Linked DNA regions of Homo sapiens: region 1 is linked to region 2. A link is an interaction called in ENCODE POLR2A ChIA-PET data of the cell type or tissue named here. Cell type or tissue: K562. All regions are shown on one strand. Each heading gives the region's core, and the rest is flanking DNA. Links, peaks and the distances in the headings are about the cores only.

Region 1 (8,095 bases), core at 16-2,515, 170 kb before region 2:
TTGCTGTTGGCAGTATGGAACTGGAGCCGGGGCCCTGTTAGGCTGCCTTTATTAGGCTCAGCATTTCAGCTTCAGGGAATTAGGACGGATTGACCCCTGGGAGCTGAGGAAAAATGTTAGATTGCTATAGCTTTGTGGCCCATTGGGAGAGGCAAGATGGGAGTTTTTTTTTTGTTTGTTTTTTGTTTTTTTTTTTTTTTTTTTAGAGGAGTTTCACTCTTGTTGCCCAGGCCAGAGTGCAGTGGTGCAATCTTGGCTCACTGCAACCTCTGCTTCCTGGGTTCAAGCAATTCTCCTGCCTCAGACTCGCAAGTAGCTGGGATTACAGGCATGTACCACCATGGCCAACTAATTTTTTGTGTTTAGTAGAGATGGGATTTCACCATGTTGGTCAGGCTGGTCTTGAGCTCCTGACCTCAGGTGATCCATTTGCCTCAGCCTCCCAAAGTGCTGGGATTACAGGTGTGAGCCACCGTGCCTGACCGAAAAGATGTTGTTTGTTTGTTTGTTTTTGAGACAGTTTCACTCTTGTTGCCCAGGCTGGAGTGCAATGGCGTGATCTCGGCTCACCACAACCTCCACCTCCCAGGTTCAAGTGATTCTCCTGCCTTAGCCTCCCGAATAGCTGGGATTACAGGCATGCGCTACCACGCCTGGCTAATTTTGTATTTTTAGTAGAGACAAGGTTTCTCCATGTTGGTCAGGCTGGTCTTGAGCTCTGGACCTCCGGTGATCTGCCCACCTCAGCCTCCCAAAGTGCTGGGATTACAGGTGTGAGCCACCGCACCTGGCCTGAAGGTGTTTTTTAACCTATTGATTTATCAACTTTTTATTTATTTATTTATTTATTGAGACGAAGTCTTACTCTGTCGCCCAGGCTGGAGTGCAGTGGCAGGATTTTGGCTCACTGCAACCTCTGTCTCCCAGGTTCAAGTGATTCTCCTGCCTCAGCCTCCTGAGTAGCTGGGACTACAGGTGTGTGCCACCGTGCCTGGCCAGTTTATCAACTTTAAGTGGAACCAAAGTAAATACAGCCTGTCTTCTTAGATATATAATAAATACTAAGCAATAAGCAGGGACTAAAAATCGTCCCCTTATGCAGCTGTGTAAAATGGTACAGTATATTACTTTAGGGGCCATGTGTAAGAATCATGCAGTTGGATAATATGGTTGTTTAGTGTTGGTGTCCCTGCCTTCTATCTGGGGAGACCATAGCAGGAAGAGATGTATGTTGTTAAAAATATTTTGCTGACTGTGTATGCTGGCTCATTTCTGTAATCCTAGCACTGTAGGAGGCTGAGGTGGGAAGATCACTTGAGACCACGAGTTCAAGACCAGCTTGGGCAACATAGCCAGACCTCGTCTCTCCAAAAATAAAAAGGGCATGCATGGTGGCTCACACCTGTAATCCCAGCTACTCAGGACGCTGAGGCAGGAGAATCACTCGAACCCAGGAGGTGGAAGTTGCAGTGAGCCGAGATTGCGCCACTGCACTCCAGCCTGGGAGACAGGGCGAGACTCCATCTCAAATAAAATAAATAAATAAATAAATAAATAATAATAAACAAATTAGCAGAATGTCGTGGCACATGGTCGTAGTCCCAGCTACTTGGGAGGCTGAGACAGGAGGATTGCTTGAGCCCGGAGGATTGCTTGAGCCCGGAAGATTGAGGTTGCACTGAGCTATGATCATGCCACTGCACTCGAGCCTGGGCGACAGAGGGAGACCCTGTCTCCGTTTTTTTTTTTTTCTTTTTTTTTTTCTCAAAACATTTCAAAAAATAGGAGGAGGAAGATAGACTAGGCTATTGTAGAGCATCAGGCAATGAAAAGAATGGCTATTTTGATTATTTAAAAGAGCGGTGATGTTTTTTGGACTTAAAGTTTGTAGCCTTGTGAGCTTTTCTCAGGTTCATAATTTGGGGTATCTTCAGGCACTGTTCAGGTAAGACTGACTGGGATGTGAAAACTTTTCTAAATTGCGGCTTAAAGTTTGCTTTCTAAAAATGAAACCCATCTCAGTTTTTTAGTAGTTCGTTACATTTTGTGTGTTTATATTTCCTGAATGTAGAATTTGTTGTTGAATTTGCTGATTTTACGGTATGTGGTCTTTTATAAGTATCTAGTCCCTGAGTTTAAAACTATTTTGGGAATAAGAATAATTATTAAAGTACCTCTTTCAATGTTAGGCCAAGATATTGCTTTCCTAGAACAGCCTAGACATGGATTTGCGATGTCATTAACCATCTGTGGTCTGGTAAAAGTGTAGTTCATAATATTGGAAAATTGAGCACACTTTTAAAAGTAAACTGTGTGTTTCTTTTTTTTTTTTTGAGACGGAGTCTTGCTCTGTCGCCCAGGCTGGAGTGCAGTGGTGCGATCTTGGCTCACTGCAAGCTCCTTCTCCTGGGTTCATGCCCTTTCTCTTGGCTCAGCCTCCTGAGTAGCTGGGACTACAGGTGCCCGCCACCACGCCTGGCTAATTTTTTTTTTTTTTTTTTTTTTGTATTTTTAGTAGAGACGGGGTTTCACCATGTTAGCCAGGATGGTCTCTATCTCCTGACCTCGTGATCCGCCTGCCTTGGCCTCCCGAAGTGCTGGGATTACAAGCGTGAGCCACCATGCCCAGCCTACTGAACTATGTATTTCCCATTGGAAAGTGTGATGTTGTGAAATATATATATTGGTCTTTTGCCCATTTCCTGGCATACAACTCCTGAAATCCTTAGAAACTCCACAGTGATGTCCTTTTGTGTGCTAAGGAGTTAACTGATGGCTGGAAGCCTCTGGACTTAGTCATGGAAAGAACAAGACAGGATTAGAGGGTTGGGACTTTCACTCCTCTCCAGCCTCTGGGGAGGGGTGGGGGCTTGAAGGTTAAGTTGATCACCAGTGGACAGTGATTTAATCAATTATACCTACTAATGAAGCCTCCATTAAAAACCCAGGAGGACAGGGTTTGGAGAGCTTCTGGATGGCCAAACAAGAGGTTCCAGGAGGGTGCAGTGCCCGAGAGCACAGAAGTTCCGTGTCCCTCCCCTATACTGTGTACTATGCGTCTCTTCCTCTGAATCTTTTGAAATATCTTTATAATAAACCAGTAAATGTGTTTCTTAGGTTCTGTGATCCAGTCTAGCAAATTAATCCAAACCAAAGAGGGGTCATGCAAACTCCAACTTGAAGCCAGTTGATCAGAAGTTCTGGAGGCCCAGATTGGCAACTGGTGTCTGGCAGAGGTGTGGTGGAGGAGCAGTCTTGAGGGACTTAGCCCTCGACCTGTGGCATATGATGCTATCTCCAGGTACATAGTCGTTGGAATTGCATTGGAGGGCACCCAGCTGGTGAGTGCTGCAGAATTGGTTACTTGCTTTGTGTGTGGGCTCACAGAAGTCTTCTGTGTTGATCGTTGCTGTGGTGTGAGAGCAGAGGAAAAACTTTGTTTTTCCACACTCTTAAAGGATTTCAGTCGTTGAGACCTATTATGGGACCTTGTGCTTTGCATACGTTTTGAAATGTGGCCTAAGTCAAGTATAGGTTGTCTAGACTGAGTACCTTGGAGGTCTTAATATCAGGAAATATGTTAAGGGCTGTGAATAGACTGAAATATCTGAAAATTAATGGCCAGGACTCACTAACTAGAAGGCAGGGGCCTTCTCTTATCAGTGAGCTCTAGGCTGGATGTGTTAGCTCACGTCTGTAATCTCAGTACTTTGGGAGGCTGAGGCGGGTGGATCGCTTGAGCTTAGGAGTTTGAGACCAGTCCGGGCAACATGGTGAAACCTCGTCTCTACAAAAAATTAGCTGGTTGTGGTGGCCTGCACCTGTAGTCCAGCTACTTGGGAGGCTGAGGTGGGAGGATCACTTGAGCCAGGGAGGTTGAGGCTGCAGTGAGCCTGAACCTGGTGATTGTACCACTGTACTCTAGCCTGGATGACAGAGTGAGACTGTGTCTCTCAAAAAAACAAAAACGAAAACAAAACCTGGGTGCAGTGGCTCACGCCTATAATCCTAGCACTTTGGGAGGCCGAGGTGGGCGAATTAGTTGAGGTTACGAGTTCAAGACCAGCTTGGTCAACATGGTGAAACTGTCTCTACTAAAAATATGAAAACTAGCTGGGCATGGTGGTACGAGCCTGTAATCCCAGCTACTCGGGAGGCTGAGGCAGGAGAATCGCTTGAACAACTGGGAGGCGGAGGTTGCAGTGAGCTGAGGTCTGTCGCTGCACTCCATCTGAGCAACAGAGCGAGACTCCATCTCAAAAAAAAAAACCTCTTGGTTTTAATTGGTTATATTGGATTTTGTTTTTTGGAATCTGTTGAGATAATCATGATTTTTTTCCCTTCATCTTACTAATTGGAATTTCTAATGTAAAAGCCATTGCTGCATTACTGAGAAGAATCTCTTTTGGCTATGGCCTATTAATTTTACTGTACAACTAGATTCCATTTTTTATTTTATTATTTATTTATTTTGAGATGGAGTCTTTCTGTCACCCAGGCTAGAGTGCAGTGGCACGATCTTGGCTAACTGCAGTCTCTGCCTCCCGGGTTCAAGCAATTCTCCTGCCTCAGCCTCCTGATTATCTGGGATTACAGGCGCCCACCACCATGCCTGACTAATTTTTGTATTTTTAGTAGAGATGGGGTTTTACCATGTCGGCCAGACTGGTCTCGAACTCCTGACCTCAGGTCATCCACTCGCCTCGGCCTCCCAAAATGCTGGGATTATAGGCATGAGCTGCCTCGCCCTTAGGCTTTCTTGCTGAGTATATTTAATAAATATGTAAGGCTAGATGTTTCCGTTTAAGTACTACTTTGGGTATATCCTATTGGTTTCTATATATTGTATTCTCACTGTCATTCATTTAAAAATAAATTTTGTTTTGATTTCCTTTTTAATCCCAGAGTTAATAGTTTAAAAATTTCAAAGTAGATAGATTTATTTCTTTGTTTGTTGGATTAATTTCTAATTTTGAAGTTTTGCAGTAAGTGAATGTGACTTGTTCTTTGGAATTTGAAGTTCTTTAAGCTAGTGCAGTTAATTTTTGTGAGTGCTTTATGGGTTTTTAAAGGAATGTTTGCATGGTTTTGTTTGTTTTGGGAAACAGTCTTGCTGGTCTTGAGTGTTTTTTTTTGTTTGTTTGTTTTGGGAAACAGACTTGCTGTTGTCTAGGCTGGAGTGCAGTGGTGCGACCTCGGCTCACTGCACCCTCTGCCTCCCGGGTTCAAGTGATTCTCCTGCCTTAGCCTCCCGAGTAGCTGGAATTACAGGTGCCCACCACTGCACCTGGCTAATTTTTTATATTTTTAGTAGAGACGGGGTTTCACCATCTTGGCCAGGCTGGTCTCAAACTCCTGACCCCGTGATCCACCTGCCTCGGCCTCCCAAAGTGCTGGGATTACAGGCGTGAGCCACCGTGCCCAGCCGGGTTTTTTTTTTTTTGAGATGGAGTCTCGCTCTGTCATCCAGGCTGGAGTGCAGTGATGTAGTGTAGGCTCACTGCAACCTCCACCTCCTGGGTTCAAGTGATTCTGCTACCTCAGGCTCCCAAGTAGCTGGGATTACAGGCATGTGCCACCATGCCCGGCTAATTTTTTGTATTTATTGGAGACGGGGCTTCACCATGTTAGTCAGGCTGGTCTCGAACTCCTAACCTCTGGTGGTCCACCCATCTTGGCCTCCCAGAGTGCTGGGATTACAGATGTGAGCCATTACATCCGGCTGTTTTTTTTTTTTTTCCCCAGAGTTCTATTTGTGTTTACTAGATCCACCTTATTAGCCATGATATTAAAATTCTCTTTCTACCATAATTTTGTAGGTGTGTGTGCAATCTACAAATTCCTGAGGTCTGTGTCATTCTCATACTGACTTGTAGATGTGTCAGTTTCTCTGTTAGTGTTTTCGAAGTATGTGTTATGTGCATAAGGAACATGGCTATTACATTCATCAGTTGTACTTTTTTTTTTTTTTTTTTTTTTGAGATGGAGTCTCGCTCTGTTGCCCAGGCTGGAATGCAGTGCTGCGATCTTGGCTCACTGCAAGCTCCGCCTCCCGGCTTCACACCATTCTCCTGCCTCAGCCTCCCAAGTAGCTGGGACCACAGGCACCTGCCACCATGCCCGGCTAATGTTTTGTATTTTTAGTAGAGACGGGGTTTCACCATTCACAGGATGGTCTCGATCTCCTGACCTCGTGATCCGCCTGCCTCGGCCTCCCAATGTGCTGGGATTACAGGCGTGAGCCACTGTGCCTGGCCCATCAGTTGTACTTTTTATGCACATGAGAGAGTTTTTTTTTTGTCCCTTCTTAATGCTTTTTTGTTTGTGTTGTTTGGTCTGCTAGTATTGTATCTGCTTGCTGTTAACATTTGCTTGATACAGTGGAGTAGCATTCTCCAGGCATTTATTTTAGTCATTTAAATTCAAGTGTATAAATTCAGCAAGTGAGTTAAGTGAATGGTGCCAGCGATTCTACCCAGTGTTTCCGTCAGTAACTATATGATTATGAGTGAGTATAGGGATGAGAATGGTGACTCTCCTTTCCCCTGTAGGGAAAGGAAGGGGCGTGATTGTCTGGAGGGGCACCTCTTGTAATGTGAGCATAGCTCTTTGCCAAATGAAACACTGGTCTTGAAACAAGGTATGACCTTTACTGTACTATGGCTCTTAAATGTAAATCAGCTGCTCTATCTAGTATTCATCTCTAGTGAGGTGCTTAAGAGTGCTTAACATTTTTATAATGTGTAATACTTTTGACTAAATGCCATTTTCATCTTTCAAAGCATTCAACTCCTCCTCATGGTGTGACTCCATTGTGGGTGATTTACCATTTTTCCTTCAGTTTACTTGTATAATCTTGTTTGAGGTATCTTTTTACATCAACATATACTTGAATTTCTCCTTTTCTCTCCTAATTCCTGGTTAAGCTCACAGAATTTCCTCTTCAGTCTAGAAGAGAAATTTGACCTATTTGTGATTACTGATAAGTGCAGTCATTCCCATCATTTATTTATTTATTAAATTATTTTTAAGTTTTTTTTGAGATGAAGTCTTGCTCTGTCGCCTAGGCTGGAATGCAGTGGTGCGATCTTGGCTCACTGCAACCTCTGCCTCCTGGGTTCAAGCGATTCTCCTGTCTCAGCCTACCGAGTAGCTGGGGTTACAGGTGTGCACCACCACACCTGGCTAATTTTTCTATTTTTAGTAGAGATGGGGGTTTCACGATGTTGGCCAGGCTGGTCTCGAACTCATGACCTCAAGTGATCCACCTGCCTTGGCCTCCCAGAGTGCTGGGATTACAGGCTTTATTATTTATTTATTTATTTATTTAAGAGGTAGGATCTTGCTCTGCTGCCAGGCTGGAGTACAGTGGCTGTATCACAGCTCACTAGCCTCAAACTCTTGGGCTCAAGCGATCTTCCTGCCTCAGCCCCTGGAGTAGCTGGGACTACAGGTGCACGTGATCATACCTAAATTTTTTTTTAGAGATGTGGTCTTGCTGTGTTGTCCAGGCTGGTCTCCCAACTCCTGGCCTCAAGTGATCCACCCACCTTGGCCTCTCAAAGTGTTGGAATTACAGGCATGAGCCACCACACCTGGCTGTTTTGTATTTACTGTACTTTTCCCCATTTCTTGTCAATCAGCTTTTTTGAACTGATTGCTTTATTTTTTTTCTAATGTGAAAGTCATTTTTTTTTTCTCCTCTGGAGTTACCTCTAAATTTTGACACATTTAAACTATCACTTCTATATTCTTGTGTAGAATTAATCAGAATCTATCTTTTCTTCCCTTTTCCAACAAGACAGAACTGCTGCTTGCTTTCATTTCCTTCTCCCTTCTCTTCCCTCTTCAACTTCCTATGTCGAAATCATGTAAGTATTTTAGTTTCAGATTGCTTATTTTTGTAAAAGTCAGTACTTTTGTTTATTTCTTAAAGCTCTTGGATTAAAAAAAAGTTTCTTAAAGCTCTTGGATGTTTTAAAATTATGGCATTCATCTACCAATTATGTTAGAGAAGGTCTTTGAAAAGTAAAGTTGATCCCTTACATATGTGAAAATTGTTTTTGCACTCCCGCTTGAAAGCTTATTTGGTTGG
Region 2 (12,057 bases), core at 4,854-7,353:
ACAGCCTCATCATATGGTTGGTTGGCCTGACTGTTGGCTGGGCCAATGGGGGTGCCTGGGCCACATGGTTTCTCATCCTCCAGAAAGCTAGCCTGGGCTTACTTACATGGTGGCAAGACAGATTTCCAAGAGAAGAGGAAATGCATATGGCATCTTGAAGCCTAGGCTCAGAATGGGCAATTCTACCACTTCACTTCTACCGTATTTGAACTGCCAAAGCAACTCATGAGGCCAGCCTAGATTCGAGGAGTAGGAGAATAGACTGTGCCTTTTGATGGGAGAAGATACAAAGTCACACTGCAAAGGGTGTGGTTACAGGAAGAGGAATCACTGTGGCCCACCTCCTTTTTTTTTAAGAGACAAGTTCTCACTCCCAGACTGGAGCACGTGGCATAATCATAGCTCACTGCAGCCTCAAACTTCTGGGCTCAAGTGATCCTCCCACTCCAGCCTCCTGAGTAGCTGGGACTGTAGGCATACCACCATGCCCCAGCTAACTTTTTAATTTTTATTTTTGTAGAGTGGGGTCTTGCCGTGTTGCCCAGGCTGGCCTTGAACTCTGGGGATTGGGGCCACTTTTGTAATTAGTCTATCCTGGAGGGTTTGAGGGCAGCTGTGGAACATGAAATACTAGGAGAAAAGCCCCAGGGACGGGGGGCTGGTTGGGAAACAATGACAGTAGTGTTTGGGAAGATAGGGATAGGATGTTTGCCCAGACTCTGAGATGGGGTAGGCCTGAGGTGGCGAACAATAGAGGGGATGGGGAGGAAATAGGTATCTGAATTTGGGGCCTGTGGGCCAGGCAAGGAACATAACCATTCGCAGAACTGGAGATGTCAGCAGGCGGCTGATGGGATCAAGGCCTGTCTGATGTGGAGTCCTGCACTGAGAAGGCCTTGAGGCCTTGGCAGACGGCAGCCCAGGTGTGCACCTGAGTCCAGAGGCCTCTGCTACCTACAGGCTGAAAGGTCTTGTGAAGCCCATTAGCATTTCCTGCACTCACTAAGTGTTCTGCTATGCAGAGTAGGGGTAGGAATGCGAACCTTGCAGGGCTGGGAGGGAGTGAAATAGGGCTCACTGTGGCGAAGCATTTTGTAAACTCTTTTGGACTGTACACTTTTTAGTGGTTTTATGGTTTTGTTTTAAATTGAAGAGACATTAGCCACACAGATGAGGGACCTAGGAGGAAATGTGAAGGGAGAAGAGGAGGACCTGGGGTTCTGTTTGTGGGAGAGGCTGCAACTGTTAGGAGGCCGTGGGAATAGAAGGATCCAGAAACAGAGAGGGCTTGGCTTGTACAGAGTCCCTCCGGCTTGAGGCATGGGGAGTTCAGGACAGCAGCAGTGGGGGGCATTCAGTCATGACTGGCTCTGTGCTTGCCCAGTCCTTGGGGTCAGAGAGTTGGGAGTCGGGTGGTGGGAAAATTAGTCTCCCTGCCTAGTCCTCCAATTGCAAAGTCCTGGGTGGTCTGGACCGACGTCAGTGCAGCTCCCCACTCCTCCCTCGCTCCTCCTTCTTGCTGCTCTGAAAAGTCCAGCAGAGTCACTGCTTCCAGATGTGGCCTCCAGATGTGGCCTGGAGTTTTTCCAGAGGATCAAGGATGCAGAGGCAGCAGCCCAGCTCCTGGCCTTTCTTTCTCCCTCCTTCTCCAATGGGGCCTGCCCATTGCTACCCCTCCGCTGACTTCTCTTCCACCACTAGGTCAGGTACCAGGTACCCAGAGGTCCTGGCAGATAGATAAATACCATTTATAAATAAACCTGAGCCAGACACATACATCTTTATTCGTGTTGGAAAGAGTTTACATCTGGGGGAGTGGAGACCTCTCCAATGTTTCCGTTCTGAGCAGTCCCAGCGGCTCCAGAAGGAGGAAGTGAGCTGTCTCCTTGGCTGGGGACCCGCCAGGGCACTGGGCTTCGGGCCAGCCAGGGCCTGGGAGGAGCTGCTGGAAACCTGCCCCTTAATGGGAACAGCCTGGGCCCTGATGTCTCACCGGGACAGAGCCCCAGTTAGGGGGGAAAGGCAGCTGTTTTATTAGTAGCAGACCATGGAAACCAGGTGGAGCTGCTACAAGTGAGTTCTCTGGTTGCCTGGATCGGTGTGTCACAGTTAGTAACGCCTGCGCTAATTCCCTGGGGCTCTTGTTAAAAATGCAGATTTTGACTCAGTTTATCTGGAGTAGGGCCTGGGGTTCTACATTTCTAACTAGTTTTCAGGTGATTCTGATGCTGCTGGTCTGTGGACTACATTTTGAGTAGGAAGGTTCTAGACTGGACGTCTAAAACATGCCTCTACTTTCCTCTATTTTTTTGTGTGTGTACGTTTCTGTATTTTTTTTGTACACATTTTGTATTTTCTGTAGCTTTTCCTGTTTTTTTTCCCCAGTCTGTTTTTAATTCAAAAAGTACCAAAGAGTAGGTAGTGAAAAGTCTCCTCATATCCCTGCCCCCAGCAACCCAGCCATCCCTTCCCATGGCCAGCCAGTGTTGTTGTTTTTTTGTGTACATCCTTTAAGAGACATTTTATGAATATACAGGCAAATATATAGTTCCTCTTCTGTCTCCCTGCCCTGTTTTGGTTATTATCTGATGTGTACTAGTACACATCTTTCTTTATTATGCAACGTACCTTGGAGATTGCACTGGCTCCTTCTTTTTTTTTTTTTTTTTAATTTTTCAGATATTTTTCAGTGATGGATTTCTTTTTTAAAGTTGCACAGTTTTATTATACACCACAACTTACCAAGCAGATTCCTTGTTGATGAATACTTGGTTTTGTCCAACCTTTTGCTCTTGTGCAGTACATATATTAATCACTTGGCAAAGGCCTACAAGTGGAAATGCAGGGTCAAAGAGTCTGTGCATTTGTAATTTTGATGAATATTGCCAAACTTACCTCCCCAGAGAGGTTGTGCTAACAACATGTGAGAGAGAGCCTATTTCCTGTGCTCTCCCAACACCGTGTGTTAACAAACTTTTTTATCTTTGCCAGTCTCATATGTGAAAAACGGTAACTGCTGTTTTTGAAACTCTCTCTTCCTTCAGCTTCCATGACTCTCTTCAACAATATATTTGTCAGAGGGTCACTGCATTCGTCTTCTCTGGGCCAGCCAACTTATCAGCACTGGGGTTCCGAAGAAGACCAACACTAATAATCCTTGCTCTTGCCTCTGGAAGGGAAGACAAAAAAATTAATTTGTTAATGATGACCAATGAATGGGATGAGAGCTATGATAAGGGGGTGACTTCTTAAGGCAGCACTTCTTACACCTCAATGTGCACACACATCAACTGAGGACCTTGTAAAAATGCAGACTCCGAATCAGCAGGTCTCGTTGTGGGTCTGAGATTCTGTGGTTCCAACGAGCTCCCAGGTGAAGAAGTTGCTGTTGGTCCCAGGACTACATTTTGGGTACCTAAAACAAGGGCTGGCAAACTTTTTCTGAAAAGGACAAGAGAGTGGATATTTTAGGTGTCATGGGCCACATGTGGGTCTCTGGTGCAGTTATTCAACTCTGCCTTTGAAAGCAACTGTACGATATGTAAATGAATGGGTGTGGTTGTGTTCCAATATAATTTTATTTACAAAACAGCTGGCTGTGTTTGCTGACCCTTGGCCATAGGCATCCAATAAATAACCTATTGAAGCAATGAGTGAACGATGTCATTGGGCAGTAGTAGGGGCCTGAGCTAATCTAGGGGTCAGGGGATACCTGAAAAAAAGGCATATTTGTCAGAGTCCTACGGGGAAAACAAAAGCCAAAAGCCAATGTTTAAAGAGGGGTAATGACACGCAGGGAATGGGTTACGTGGGTAATGGAAGAGCTGAGAAGTTACTTAGATGCAACCCAGAGATTAGCAACAGCAGGAAGCTGTTACCAATCACCCTGGGTAGGATGAGGAGAGCGGTGAGGAGCTCTCAGATCACCACCTGCTAGGACTGGAACCATGGTGGATGTACCTACTGGGAGCTTGGAGCCCTGGATAGACCCAGCTAGGGTCAGAGACTCTTGGAAGAATCTCATTTCTTCCTGCTCTTTCATCTTCCACCTTTTGGTCAAAATCAGCTGTCATCCAGTCTATACAGGAACCTGCGGGGGCCAACCTCTGCCCTCTAGCTCAGAGCAGGGGCAGTCAAAGCATGATGTGAGGCCAATAAGCCTAGGCCTAAGGGATATTTAGAGTGACTGTGAAAGTGTAGGTAGTTGACCAGGCATACCAGGGAGGGAGGGAGGGTGTATCAGACACAGAGGACAGGCTTAGGGTGTGTAGGGGTGAATGGTGTGGGATGAGGCTGGTAGGGAGGCCACTCCTTTAAGCAGGATGAGATTTATGCTTTAGAACAGAGGCTGGCAAACATCTCTGTCACACAGTTTTCTTTGTTTTGTTTAAAAACAAATGTAAAAACTGTAAAAACCATTCATGGCACATAGGCTACACAAAAACAGGCCACAGGCAGTGTTTGGTTCATGGGCTGTAGTTTGCCAGCCTGGTTTTGAAAGATCCACTTTAGAGGGATGGATTGGAACAGACAAGAGGCTGAGAGAGGCAGAAGGGCTGGAGAGGAGACTGCTGGAGCTACCAGGTGGGAGACGATGAGAGCCCAGTTGTTGGTCATCATAGTGGACAGAAGGGAGGGACTTAGAATTGTAGAATGCACAGGACACAGAATTAGCTGGTCTCAACAAAAGGTCTAAGCCTGGTCTGGAGGGATGTGCAATTGGGCACATTGACTATTCCTCTGATTAGCTCGGAATCCCTTCATCCCTTGCTTCAGGGAGACAGAGGGAAATCCTGTCATCCTGGAGAATGAAATTCACTATGGCCCGCCTTTCCCCTCCCCAGTCCTCTCTTTGGGTGGAATGCATGGAGGAGCAGGTTGCACTGCCTCTCACTAAAGGAGGAGTTGGGCACTCAGCTGTTGGTGACTCACATGTTGCTCATTCTAGAATATGGGTCCCAAGCATCTCCTGACCTCAGTTTCAGGCCTTGGCTGCCATTCCAGGACAACAGAAGAAGTCCCACCAACATCCTCTGACACTTTCTTGTGGAGTTTCCTGTGGGTCCAGAGTAGAGATAAGGGCTGGGAAGACCCTCACCCAGCCCTGGGCTCAAACACCTGCTGGTAGCCTCTGCCATCATCTCGATCACACACGGGCTAATGGTGTTGCGACAGGGCTGGGATGATGTCTTAGTTTGGACTGCCCTGGAGGCAGACCGTGAGACAAGGCTTTGAACACAAGTAGTTCTGTGAAATGGGGAAGGAAGGCAGCCCACAAGGGGTGTATTATCAAGCTAGTTACCACTGTGGGCAACTGGAGTTCAGTCTTGCGGGGGAAATCTGGGCATCAGAGTAGAACACGTGCCCCAGAGTTATCTTGCCTGAGGAGTGAGGGAGCTGGGGTATTTATCCATCAACTCCTGTGAGTTATAGCTAGAAGAAGGGCTCTGCTAAGGGTTGTTAATTCCCTGGCACTTCCAGCATGCTGCCTGGCCTTCTGCAGTTTAGGAAAGAAAGCTCTCAGGTGCAGACATGCAGATTCACAGGTGGAAGGCAGCGGGAGCTCCCTGAGGTGGTGAGGCCTCAAGGAGTGAGCAGGATGCCTATAGGATCCACTATCAATGGTTATCATCTCCACTTGACAGATGGGGGAACTGAGAAGCAAAGTGACAGTCCCAAATCACACTGCAGTTTGTGACAATGAGGGGCTGGAGCTCAGAGCATGTGGGTCCAGGGTCTTCCACTATTTTTTATGCCGTTGTTATGAATCTTCTGGGCATAAGAGGACCTGCCCTTGGTATCTCATAGGCTGACTCTGGTTGCCCTACATGCCTGCCTGCTACATTGTCTCCCCTGATGACCCCCACTTCCTGGGTCTACCCAGAGTCCAGAGCCCAAAGCCATACCTGCAGGAAGGGAAGCCTGCAGGACATGCACATGTGGCAAGGCTTGGCTTCTTACCAAGTGTAAGACTATGTAAGACTCGCAGAGCATGGGGAGGAGGGTAAGCAGGAGACAGGGTGGGGTGGGGAGCTGGGAGGTGGCCAACTTGTCAAGCTGTGTGGGAGGAAGGCGTGCTGAGCAGAGGTAGACAGAACAGGACTGAGCCAGCATGGAGGGCAGTCCAGAGGACCGAAAGGTGGGCTGGGCAAGTCTGAGCCCCCTGCCCCTTGCATGGTTAGTTGTGACGTGGGACTGTTTGCATAGCTGGGAGCAGATGTCTCAGGCCTCAGCACTGAAGGCTGTGTGTGTTCATCTAGGAATTACTTATGGGGGCCCCGTATGTCCCAGCTAGAGTGTCAACAATCTTGGGGGACACGTGGGAGAATTAGACATTTGGTTGCTCTCAGAACCTGTTGGGTCCTGTAGGGGGAATAAAACGCTTCCTCCAGCCTATAGGGTTTTTCGTGTTTTTGCCCAGAGACAAGGTCTTGTTCTGTTACCCAGGCTGGAGTGCAGGATCCTATCTCACTGCAGCCTCAGCTCTAGGGTTCAGGTGATCCTACCGCCTCAGCCTCCCGAGTAGCTGGGACTACAGGCATGCACCACCACACTTAAGTTTTAAATTTTTTTTGTGGAGACTGGGAGTCTCACTATGTTGCCCAGGCTGGTCTCAAACTCCTGGCCTCAAGTGATCTTCCCACCTCAGCCTTCCACAATGCCGGTATTAGAGTTTCCAGAGCCACCATGCCCAGCCTCCATTCTACATTGAGTCCTGAGTTGGATGGTAGAAAAGAGCACAGCCTCAGGAAGCCCCTAGTTTGAGGGCAAAGACATACTCTCAAATCCAGTTGTGAGGTTCCCCCCTTTCTGCTCACAGAGTCGTGGAAACAGTTTTCTTCCCAGTCTTTGATACCAAAAAGGAGGTGGAGATGACTGGGAATTCCACCTGGCTGGCCCAGCAGAAGCTCGATGCTCAAAGGTGGACACCAAGAGCTGCAGGTTACCCTGCCCACACCCACCCATTCCTAAAGCCAGCCTGTGGTCGCTCATGAGCAGAGGTGACTGTGTTAGTCCCCTCCTTGTGCCCTCATGCTTTGCAATGTGACTTTGCCATTCCTCCCATCAGGAGGTGGAGTGTGTTCCCCACCCCTTGAATCTGGGCTGGTGTATTAGTCAGTGTTCTCCAGAGAAACAGAACCAACAGGATGTGTATATATATAGAAGGACATTTATTTTAAGGAATTGGCTCATGTAATCATGGAGGCTTGGTAAGTCCAAAATTTGCAGAGTAGGCTGGCAGGCTGGAGATTCAAGGAAGAGTTGTCATTTCAGTCCAAAGGCATTCAGCTGGAGAATTCCTTCTTGCTGGGGGGAGATCAGTCTTTGTTCTCTGTAGGCTGTCAACTGATTGGAAGAGGCCCAACCACCTAATAGAGGGTCATCTATTTTACTCAAAGGTCCCCAACTGAACTGTTAACTGCATTAAAAAAAATAAAGAAAGAAAAAGCACCTTCACAGAAATATCCAGAATAATGTTTGATCAAATACCTGGGCACTATGGCCCAGCTAAGATGACAACATTAACCATCATGGCTGGCCTGTCACTTGCTTTGGGCCATAGAATGTGCTGACAGTAAAGCTGTTGAGTCCTGCGCCTAGGCCTCAAGAGGCCTTGCTCAAATCCATTTGCTTTCATGGAATTCTGCCAAGCCATCAGGCAGACGATCTTGATTTGAAGGATGGGAGACTCTGTGGAACAGAGATGAGATGTACCAGCTGACTCCAGTTCCCAGCCAACCTGGCAGCTGACTGCATATGCCCAAAGGGAGCTCAGCTGAGATCAAACTGCCCAGGAGAGCATGGCCCAAATTGCTGACCTGCAGAACTGTGAGCTAAATCAATAGTTGTTGTTTTAGGCCACTAAGTTTTGGCATGTTTTGTTACACAGCAAGAGCTAACTGATACACAGTCTAACTTCTGCAGTGCTCCCAAGACAGGTATCCTAACAGCCTGCTACTCAGCTGATGGAGAAAACACAGGCAAATGTAGGGGCAACTTGCAGCTACCATAGGCTCTGTGGGTGTCTGCATCCATTGATGGTATACATGCAGACACTCTTCTACCTTGATATTTAAATGTAGCTCTGCCAAACCCACTCTGGCCTGCCAAGCTCCCACAATACTGTGCCAGAGCAGAGGAGGGGCTGATGGCTGGCAACTGGGAAGGCTATGTGCTGGAGGTAGAGGGAAGCCAAGGGCTGGATCCTGGAGGCTGCTGCAGTAGGCCCAGGGGAGTTGCAGGGATGGATCATAGGATGGAGGACGGGAAAAGAACTTGGGAGGCAGCAAACCTGGGTCAACTTCTGCTTCTGTTGCTCATCAGGCCTGTGTCGTGGGACAAATCACTTCACCTTTCAGAGCTTCCATTTTTCCAAGGGTAGAGTTAGGTTTTATGGGGCCTGAGGCTGATACAATTTGGGAGCCCTCCTCAAGCAGAAGAATAAAAACTATGATTACGAAATTGCAGGGCTTTGGAAGGGGCCCATGCAAGTGAGCTTAAGCTGCATTGGCTTTGCAGTAAATTGCTTCTGGCTTCTCCACTAGAAAAAATAGTAGACTTAATACTGATGGAACAGAATGGTTTTGAAGGTCAAATACATTCACCATACATAGTGGGAGTCCTGGGGGTGGAATCTGGCAGGAAGGCAGCTTTGCAGTGGGGAAAGGGCTCAGGCGGTGGCTGGTGGGTGGGCTCCTGGGGGAGAGAAGGGTGGAATGAGGAGTGTAGTGGAGAAACACAGAGGGGTGTCTGTTCTCTCATCGGGTCTCCATGTAACTGCCCCCAGGGCACACAGAGAGGGTTGTAGGCAGAAGCAGGAGCTGATTTCACGAGATTCTGAGGCCGAAGCAAGGTTGGGACAGGGTTCCAGACACAAACTTGGGAAGAAGGGTATGTTTTCTTCTCTAGAGTGAAAGGCTGAGCTGAGGATTCTTGAGCAGGTGATTTATTGAGCGAGTACTCTTAGAGAGACATAAGAGGGAGGGAATGAAGCAGGCCAGGGCAGGGAAGATGCTAAGCATGAAGTGGTCTCAGCTGGGGTCTGACTTCAGCCTGATCCAGGGGAAGCTCTGGGGTGTGGATCGGCCACTGAGCTGTCCCCCGTTGGGGTAAGCAGGACAGATTTTTTTGCACCTCTGTGTCAATTACTTTTTGGGGGAGATCTTAGCAATAGCTGGTGGGTGGGTGCAGTGGCCAAGGAGAGGAATCTGGGCAGGGCACCAACAGAATCCGTTACAAGGGTCCTTCTCCCATTTCTGCGTGATACGCAGACCTACTACGGTCTCAGGTTGCCAACTTGGAGGCTATAGGGGGAGAACAGATGGAATTTAGGAGGGTCCATAGTGCTGGTCATCAGGGCACTCTGGCAGGGGCAGTGGTGAGGTACTGCCCCCAAGTGGCTTCTAAGGCCATAGCTCTCTAGGAGGGGACCCGTGCTAAGCAGATGTAAGATATCCCAGTTATTCAGAAATAACTGGGATAAATCGAGGGGCCCTGGAGCACCCTTAGTCTGTGGACGGGGGCAAAAGCCCATAAAGTGTGTTTTCCCTGTTAATGCCACCTCATTTGTGTCCATAGGATGGAGAAACCTGGAGGAGCTCGGGGCACATATGGGAACAGCCTTTGTTGACTCTAAAGTGTAGGATGATTTCCAAGGCCATGTACCTGATCAGCTGGAGGTAGTTCCCATCCTGTGGAAGACATGCATCCCAACCTGGCTATGGCCCATTGATCGGTTCATGAAGAAGGGAAACCAGGCAGGAGGGGATGGCAGTTTGGTGCAACTGGGGTCCTGCAGCCTGCCATGTCCTAGAATAAGAGGCAATGATATTTATCTTTGCTGAGATGAGTTGCAGAAAAAAAGCACTTAAAACTTGCCTATGGTGTCAGTGTGAAACGGTACAAGAAGGAGGGAATCGTTGGGGGCCATATTGGCTGATGACCACAGGGGTTAATGCAGCCATGCCTCCTCTGTTACACACACACACACACACACACACACACACACACACACACGGAACCTTGAGATTCTGGTGCACTGAGTCCTGAGGATCCCTGGAGGAATCTGTGTGGCGGCTGCGGGGCCAGTGGAGCTGTAACAGTGGCAGTCGCTGCAGAAGACTGCACTATTCATCAAGGGTCTGGGCAGAGGAGCAGTGGTCAAGCTGGAGTGGTCTGGTGTGCGGCGTGGCTTGGTGCAGGTTAGTTAGACCTGATGCAGGGGCCTTCCCTTGGTGATGAGGTCTTCATTTTTATGTGCCCTAAAACAAGGGCCCAGGACCCTCCAGGCAGCCTCTCAGCTAGTGTGTCAAGGATAAAATGAAGAGTGATGTAGAAGTATTTTGATGAGGAGACATCTTCAAACCTGAGGACTTGTCCTTTTCTCAGCCTGGAGTCTCCCTGGCAGGGGAAGGAGTGTGTGTGGGTCTCCTCTGTGCCATGAAGCCAAGGCAATGCCAGTCCCCAAATTGTGGTCACATGAGGCCTCTCCTGCCTCCCAGGTCAGGGAGTGGGACTCACCGTTCATCTATTAAGGAACTTTAGTATCTGGCCATGTGCTTTATGAACAGGTCACTCCATCTGAGCTTGCAGGGAGTTCTAATTTCTGGGCTCTTCCCTAAGGAGCTGGCTCCTAGGCTGAGAGTATAGGTCCTCAGACCCCAGTCCTTCCCCTATGCCACCAGCTCAGTCTCTAGTCTGGAAGACTTAGGGGTATGGGGGTGTACCCCTTTCCTATTTCTATGAGCTGTTCTTGGGGATGGAGGGAAGCAGGACATATCCATATCCTCCAGTTCTCAAAGGCAGCTTGTGCTTCCATAGAGGAATTTTGGACTCTCAATACATGGATTTTATTTTTATTATTTTTTTAAGAGACAATGTGACAGCAAGAATCAATGTTGCTTTAACAACCCACATACTCAATTATTTGACTACCTCTCTCTGACTTGATCATCTGTTTTGGAACATTGTAAACCACTCTTGGAGTCTTGCTTTGTCACCCAGGCTAGAGTGCAGTGGCATGATCATAGGTCACTGTAACCTCAAACTCCTGGGCTCAAGTGATCCTCCTGCCTCAGCCTCCTGAGTAGCTGGGACTATAGGGGTATGCCACCATGCCTGCTAATTTATTTTTTTATTTTTTGTAGAGACACGGGCTCTCACTGTGTTGCCCAGGCTGCTCTCGAACTCCTGGCCTCAAGCAATCCTCCTATCTTGGCCTCCCAGAGTACTGGTGTGAGCACGGTATCTGGCCAACAAATGAATTTTGAGTAGGGACCCCCCTGCTTCTTTTTCATCATCAGAGCCCACTTTTCTTGGTGACTGGTTAAGAGATGAGGATGAGATGGGAAAGAGAGGCACTGGCCCTTTAAAGGGGAAGCCAAGGTTTGTAGCAAAGTGCAAATTGCATGCAAATGGATCCGCAAAAGAGACTTGGGACCCAGGGACAGCTGGCTTGGATGAACCAAAGGGTTTTTGTGCCAGTTTGCCCAGCCCTGAGTCATGGTTCCCTGCTGGATGTGAGAAGAGGCACTACAGCTCCAGAATTTCTATAAAGGAGGCTCTGGGATTGGGGGTGAGGCACAATCTGGCTGGGAAGGTGAGAAGCTGTGGAAAGTCACCCAACTGCCTGGGAGCCACGCACTTTTTACTAACTGTATGTTTTCAGCGGATGGCTTTGACTCTCAACTTCCTCTCTAATCTGTCAATGTGACAGCAAGAACCAATGTCACTTTAACAACCCCCATGCTCAATTATTTGACTACCTCTCTCTGACTTGATCATCTGTTTTGGAATTTTGTAAACCACTCCTCCCTTCTTGCCCCTTTACCACCTGAGTTCAACTGTTCTTTTTATGCCTGATGGAATTTGACATTCTTTCCATGTACTTGCCTGGTCCTATTGTCCCAACGACCAATGCAGACCTCCTCCTGGAGCTCCAGGCTGAAGTAGCCCGGTGTCTCCTAAACAACTCCTGTGGTTGTCTCCCAGGGACAGCAAGCTGAGCAGATCTGAAATGGAACTCATTCATGGTCCTCCAACACTCAGTTCTCTGCA

Evidence for each region. ChIA-PET counts read pairs that join two places held together with the same protein. Peaks named below come from ENCODE experiments on the same cell type or tissue, not always from the same donor. Only the 100,000 strongest peaks of a DNase experiment are listed, where the experiment ranks them.
Region 1: POLR2A ChIA-PET joins it to region 2 with 6 read pairs; 6 of 35 experiments call an interaction of 5 or more read pairs at or near these places.

The regions. Positions count from the first base shown.
Region 1 is chr20:3,893,747-3,901,841 of GRCh38, forward strand. All of the region lies in intron 1 of PANK2 (pantothenate kinase 2), which reads left to right. Among named protein-coding and RNA genes, the nearest start is that of PANK2, 8.4 kb to the left of the region's middle. RefSeq lists a silencer at 2,556-2,850 and an enhancer at 3,867-4,096. In K562, for the core only: no CTCF peak of the experiment used is centred there; no DNase peak of the experiment used is centred there.
Region 2 is chr20:4,062,855-4,074,911 of GRCh38, forward strand. No RefSeq gene overlaps it. Among named protein-coding and RNA genes, the nearest start is that of RNF24, 53 kb to the left of the region's middle. RefSeq lists enhancers at 391-1,279, 8,596-9,097, 9,098-9,597, 11,595-12,057. In K562, for the core only: no CTCF peak of the experiment used is centred there; a DNase peak (open chromatin) is centred at 6,037.